Regions from separate parts of the Homo sapiens genome. Here region 1 is linked to region 2. Evidence: read pairs that join two places in POLR2A ChIA-PET (ENCODE). Cell type or tissue: Panc1. All regions are shown on one strand. Links, peaks and the distances in the headings refer to the core of each region. The heading gives the core; the rest is flanking DNA.

Region 1 (2,912 bases), core at 271-2,770, 52 kb after region 2:
AGTAGCTTTAAATTTTTTTTTTTTTTTTGTCTTTTGAGACAGGGCCTCACTCTTTCACCCAGGCACAAGTGCAGTGGCACAATCACAGCTCACTGCAGGCTCAGCTTCCCCAGACTCAAGCAATCCTCCCAACTCAGCCTGCCGAGTAGCTGGGACTACAGACGCATGACAATATGCCCAGCTAGTTTTTGTAATTTTTGTAGAGACGGAGTTTTGCACATTGTCCAGGCTGGCCTTGCTTGAACTTCTGGGCTCAAACAATCCACCAGCCTCCTAATGTGCTGGGGTTACAGGCGTGAACCACCGCGTCCAGCCACTTTAAAATCTTATTCCGTGGCATACTAAAGAGGAAACATACAAAGGTTTTTTTCCAGTATTTTCAGTCTAGACTCTTTTGAAATGTCGGAAAGTATGTACCTAATCATTAACTTTTATTATGGATCTATCAGGCTTTAGTACAGAATAATGTAATGATTTGCTAAGCCTCCATCAACTCTCATTCCTAGAGGCAGGAGGATCTATATGGAGCAATTCTAGATTTCCGACAGGTTTTCCTGGGGCATTTTCCAGTTATCACACCCAGGGAAAGGCCATAAAATTGATATCCGGCACCAAATCACTTTTACAGTTGGAAACAAACTCACTTGATTGTGAAACAACCAAAGCTACTGTTTTCTCCTGTTAGACTAGAACTAAATCACACACACAAAATCTAATCATCCCATTTTTTTTTTCTTTTTCTTTGAGACAGAGTCTAGCTCTGTCGTCCAGGCTGGAGTGCAATGGCACGATCTCGGCTCACAGCAATCTCCGCCACCCAGGATTCAAGCGATTCTCCTGCCTCAGTCTCCTGAGTAGCTGGGATTACGGGCATGCGCCACCACACCTAGCTAATTTCTGTATTTTTAGTAGAGATGGGGTTTCTCCATGTTGGTCAGGCTGATCTCGAACTCCCGACTTCAGGTGATCTGCCCGCCTCGGCCTCCCAAAGTGCTGGGATCACAGGCGTGAGCCACTGCGCTTGGCCACTACCCACGTTTTTATTTATTTATTTGGTGGCAATGACAAGTTTCCAGAGTCAGAATTTCACCTCCTCTGCCTTCGCTGTAGAGAGCCGCCAGCCTGCACTTTCATTGGTAGAGCTCTCCGCTCACAGTCTCTTAATGAAACTGCCCTGGGGAAACTGGAGTCCTTTTTCTCTTTCCCATATTCAAATCTCTGCAGTTGAAGATTGGCCAGGTGCGATGGCTTACGCCTGTAATCCCAGCACTTTGGGAGGCGGGAGCAGGTGGATCTCCTGAGGTCAGGAGTTCGAGACCAGCCTGACCAACCTGGTGAAACCCCCGTCTCTACTAAAAATCCAAAAAAAAAAAAAAAAAAAAAAATTAGCCAGGCGTGTTGGAGTGCACCTGTAATCCCAGCTACTCAGGAGGCTGAGGCAGGAGAATTGCTGGAACCCAGGAGGTGGAGGTTGCTGTGAGCCGAGAGATGGTGCCCCTGTACTCCAGCCTGGGCAACAGAGTGACTCTCTGTCTCAAAAAAAAAAAAAAGAAAGCAAAAAGAAAAGATTGTCTTGGGTGTAGCAGAAGTTAATTACCCACACCCAGTTTTCTGACAGTCTGTCCCTAACTCTTCTAAGCAGCTTGGAGATTCATTCTAGCTAGGACATTGGCTCATGGAGTGAACATTCAAAGAATGAATATAGGACCATTAAAATTTTAGTGTTTTTTGGGGGGCGGGGCAAGGGGAGAAATGGAGACTTTTATTTTTTAGCAACTTTATTGAGATAGAATTCGCATACCATACAGTTTACCCATTTAAGGTGTACAGTTCTATGGTTTTTTAGTATATTCACATAATTGTGCAACCATCACCACAATCAATTTTAGAACGTTTTGATCATCTCAAAGAGAAGCCCTCACCCCTTAGCCATCATCCCTGGGACCCTCCCATTCTCCCCAGCCCCTGGCAGCCACGAATCTATTTTCCATCTGTGTGGGTTTGCCTGTTCCGGAGATTTCACGGGAATGGAATCATACAAGATGTGGTCCTCTGAATCTGGCTTCTTTCACTGAGTATAACGTCTTCCAATTCCATCCATGTGGCAGCATGGGTTAGAACTTTATTCTTTTTTTTTTTTTTTTTTTTGAGGCAGAGTCTCGCTCTGTCGCCCAGGCTGGAGGGCAGTGGTGCAACCTCGGCTCACTACAGCCTCCGCTACCTGGGTTCAAGCAATTCTCTTGCCTCAGCCTGCTGTGTAGCTGGGATTACAGGCGCCCGCCACCACACCTGGCTAATTTTTGTATTTTTAGTACAGATGAGGTTTCGCCATGTTGGCCAGGCTGGTCTTGAAATCCTGACCTCAGGTGAACCACTCACCTCGGCCTCCCAAAGTGCTGGGATTACAGGTGTGAGCCACTGTGCCTGGCCAGAACTTTATTCTTTTTAGGGCCAAATAATATTCCCTTGTGTGGACAGACCACATTTTGTTTATCCACTCAGTTGATGATGGGCCACTGAATTCTAGAACTGCAGTGGACATGGGAGACCCCTAAAGTAACCCTCAGGTTCTTTTTTTTTTTTTTTTTTTTTTGAGGCAGAGTCTCGCTCTGTTGCCTAAGCTGGAGTATAGTGGTGTGATCTTGGCTCACTGCAACCTCCACCTCCCGGGTTCAAGCGATTCTCCTTCCTCAGCCTCCTGAGTAGCTGGGACTGCAGGCACGTGCCTCCACGCCTGGCTAATTTTTTTGTAGTTTTAGTAGAGGCAGCGTTTCACCATGTTGGCCAGACTGGTCTTGAACTCCTGACCTCGTGATCTGCCCACCTTGGCCTCCCAAAGTGATTACAGGCGTGAGCCACCATGCCCGGCCGTTTTTTTTTTTTTTTTTTTGATACAGAGTCTTTCGTCTCAC
Region 2 (2,912 bases), core at 147-2,646:
CAACCCAAACAGCCCCACTGCCCCTTCATTCTCCTAGTGGTATTCACAAGTAATATAATGTTCCTATGCAAATAAATTTCAATCACTTGGCATAATGTCCTAATTGTCTTAGAAAGAAGAAATAAAACAAGGCTATTTACTTAACCAGGAAGGTCCTGCATCACAGACTGCTCCCTTCCCTATGAATATCTGGGCGTGGGTAGGACAGGTCTCGCCCTCTGAGGCTCCCAAACCCACTACATCTGCCCTAAACTCACCTCTCCAGGGGATAAGCAGAGCTCAGAGGATTGTGTGTGTTTCCAATATTTCTCTGCTTAAAAGTTTCTTTCAGGCCAGGTGCAGTGGCTCACGCCTATAATCCCAGCACTTTCGGAGGCGGAGATGGGCAGATCACTTGATGTCAGGAGTTTGAGACGACTTTGGCCAATATAGTGAAACCCTGTCTCTACTAAAAATACAAAAATTAGCTGGGTGTGGTGGCTCACGCCTGTAGTCCCAACTACTTGGGAGGCTGAGGCAGGAGAATCGCTTGAACCCGGGAGGTGGAGGTTTCAGTGAGCCAAGGTTGTGCCACTGTACTCCAGCCTGGGCAACAAAAGCGAGACTCTGTCTCAAAAAAAAAAAAAAAATTATTTCAATAAGCCCTGTGCATTTTTACCATGGGGTGCTGGCAAGGAATGCCTCCTCTGCGCAACACTACCCTGAACACTCCCCAAAGGGCAGTGGCACTTCTTGGAAGAGTGCAGGGCACCATACCTGCAGCTGTATTTTTCTCCTAAAACTGGATGGGTCTCTAAATGCATAATTACTAGGACCAAGTTTACTATCCCAGTGAATTGACTTCTGCATTCTGACCTCAGGATTAACATCCACCCATTTTAGTGTGACCACATTTTATCTCCAACTTTCATTCTCTCCTATGTAAGTACCGCAGCTCCTGGTTCTTTATACACTATACAAATATTTTACTGGCTGGGTGTGGTGGCTCACACCTGTAATCCCAACACTTTGGGAGGCCGAGGCAGGCAGATCACCTGAAGTCAGGAGTTCGAGACCAGCCTAGCCAACATGGTGAAACCCCGTTTCTACTAAAAATACAAAAATCAGCTGGGTGTGGTTGCGGGCACCTGTAATCCCAGCTACTCTGGAGGCTGAGGCAGGAGAATAGCTTGAACCCAGGAGACGGCGGTTGCAGTGAGCTGAGATCGTGCCACTGCACTCCAGCCTGGGCAACAGAGCAAGATTCTATCTCAAAAAAAAAAAAATATATATATATATATATATATATATATATATAGCTAAACAATAATCTGTGTAGTGGTTTATGCAAATCTCTTGTTACATTTGCCACCACTCATTTCCTCTATAAACTATGCTTGGAGATAAAACAGTGAGCTCTTGGCCTCAAAAATGTGCCAACTCTGTAACGTAATTCAAATGATTGGGCAGACCAAAAGATACTATTCTCACACTCTTCCTCCTGAATCATTTTAAAAGAATATATTCATCTTACACTCAGGCCCCTCTTGAAGGCCTGTGTGGGCTCTGTTTATCATGCCAACCCAGTTTTGTTTTTGTTTTTGTTTTGAGACGGAGTCTCTATCTTGTTGTCCAGGCTGGAGTACAGTGGCACAACCTCGGCTCACTAAAACCTCCGCCTTCCAGGTTCAAGCGATTCTCCTGCCTCAGCTTCCCAAGTATCTGGGATTACAGGTGCCTGCCACCACGCCCGGCTAATTTTTGTATTTTTAGTAGAGACGGGGTTTCACTATGTTGGCCAAGCCGGTCTTGAACTCCTGACCTCAGGCGATCCACCCACCTCGGCCTCCCAAAGTGCTGGGATTGCAGGCGTGAGCCACCGCGTCGGCACCAGTTTTTATCATTTGTTCTCCATAGCTTCATCTCTGGTTGGCATCACAGCACAGAGAAGCAGGCCACTCTCTGGGACCAGGTTGAATCTCTCCAAGGAACAAAGGCTGCTACTGCAAGGGTGTTTCTTAAGACAACCATAAGTTTTTATTCTGGGGACTTGTTCAGGTATTTAAAATAATTATTAAAATTTTTTAAACTTTAATTTTTTTGCTTTATACAATTTCCAACCTTTATAGGACAATTAATTGCCACACACTTTCTGCTTCTTTCAGGTGCTGGGAACTCCTTGGCAACACACGTTTCCCATCCCTTTACCACCAACACATTTTCACGTGCAGATGTTCCAATGACAACACTCCCATTAGTTTCTACTTGTGGGGGGCCAAACCTCTTGCCTGAGTCAGACTTAGAAATAAGCAACTATATAAGCAGAGAACTGACAAGAGGGAAATTTTTGTCCACTAAGGATTCATCTTGAGCAAAGTTACTTGTCTTACACAAAGAGGGTTGAGGCTAGGTGCAGTGGCCCACACCTGTAATCCCAGCACTTTGGGAGGCTAAGGCTGGTAGATTGTGTGAGCCCAGGAGTTCAAGACCAGCCTGGGAAACATAGTGAGACCCCTATCACTACAAAAAATACAAAAATTAGCCAGGCACCGTGGCGCACACCCGTAGTAGTCCCAGCTACTGGGAGGCTGAGGTGGGAGGATCACCTGAGCCTGGGAGGTTGAGGCTGCAGTGATCCATGATTGCACCACTGCACTCCAGCTTGGATGACAGAGTACGACCCTGTCTCAAAAAAAAAAAAAAAAAAAGTTGGTTTTATGAAGCTTTGTGAATCTCCTGATAGGCCTTAGTACAATTAAACACAATGAAGACAATTGCTTTCTACTTACACGGGGCCTGGGGATTGTTTCCCATTCACTACGCCATTTCTTCTTCCTGGGTGCACAGGAAGACTCCGTTTCCCAGTAGCCCTTGCTAGGGTGAGATCATGTGACTGAGTTCTTGCCAATATGGATGTGAGTGGAAGTGATGGT

What was found. Peaks named below come from ENCODE experiments on the same cell type or tissue, not always from the same donor. Only the 100,000 strongest peaks of a DNase experiment are listed, where the experiment ranks them.
Region 1: POLR2A ChIA-PET joins it to region 2 with 7 read pairs; 5 of 35 experiments call an interaction of 5 or more read pairs at or near these places.

Annotation. Positions count from the first base shown.
Region 1 is chr1:8,245,588-8,248,499 of GRCh38, reverse strand. The region is part of intron 2 of LOC105376695 (a long non-coding RNA gene); the gene reads right to left. Among named protein-coding and RNA genes, the nearest start is that of LINC03154, 12 kb to the left of the region's middle. In Panc1, for the core only: no CTCF peak of the experiment used is centred there; no DNase peak of the experiment used is centred there; H3K27ac peaks cover 2,133 bases.
Region 2 is chr1:8,297,435-8,300,346 of GRCh38, reverse strand. No RefSeq gene overlaps it. Among named protein-coding and RNA genes, the nearest start is that of SLC45A1, 19 kb to the left of the region's middle. In Panc1, for the core only: no CTCF peak of the experiment used is centred there; no DNase peak of the experiment used is centred there; H3K27ac peaks cover 833 bases.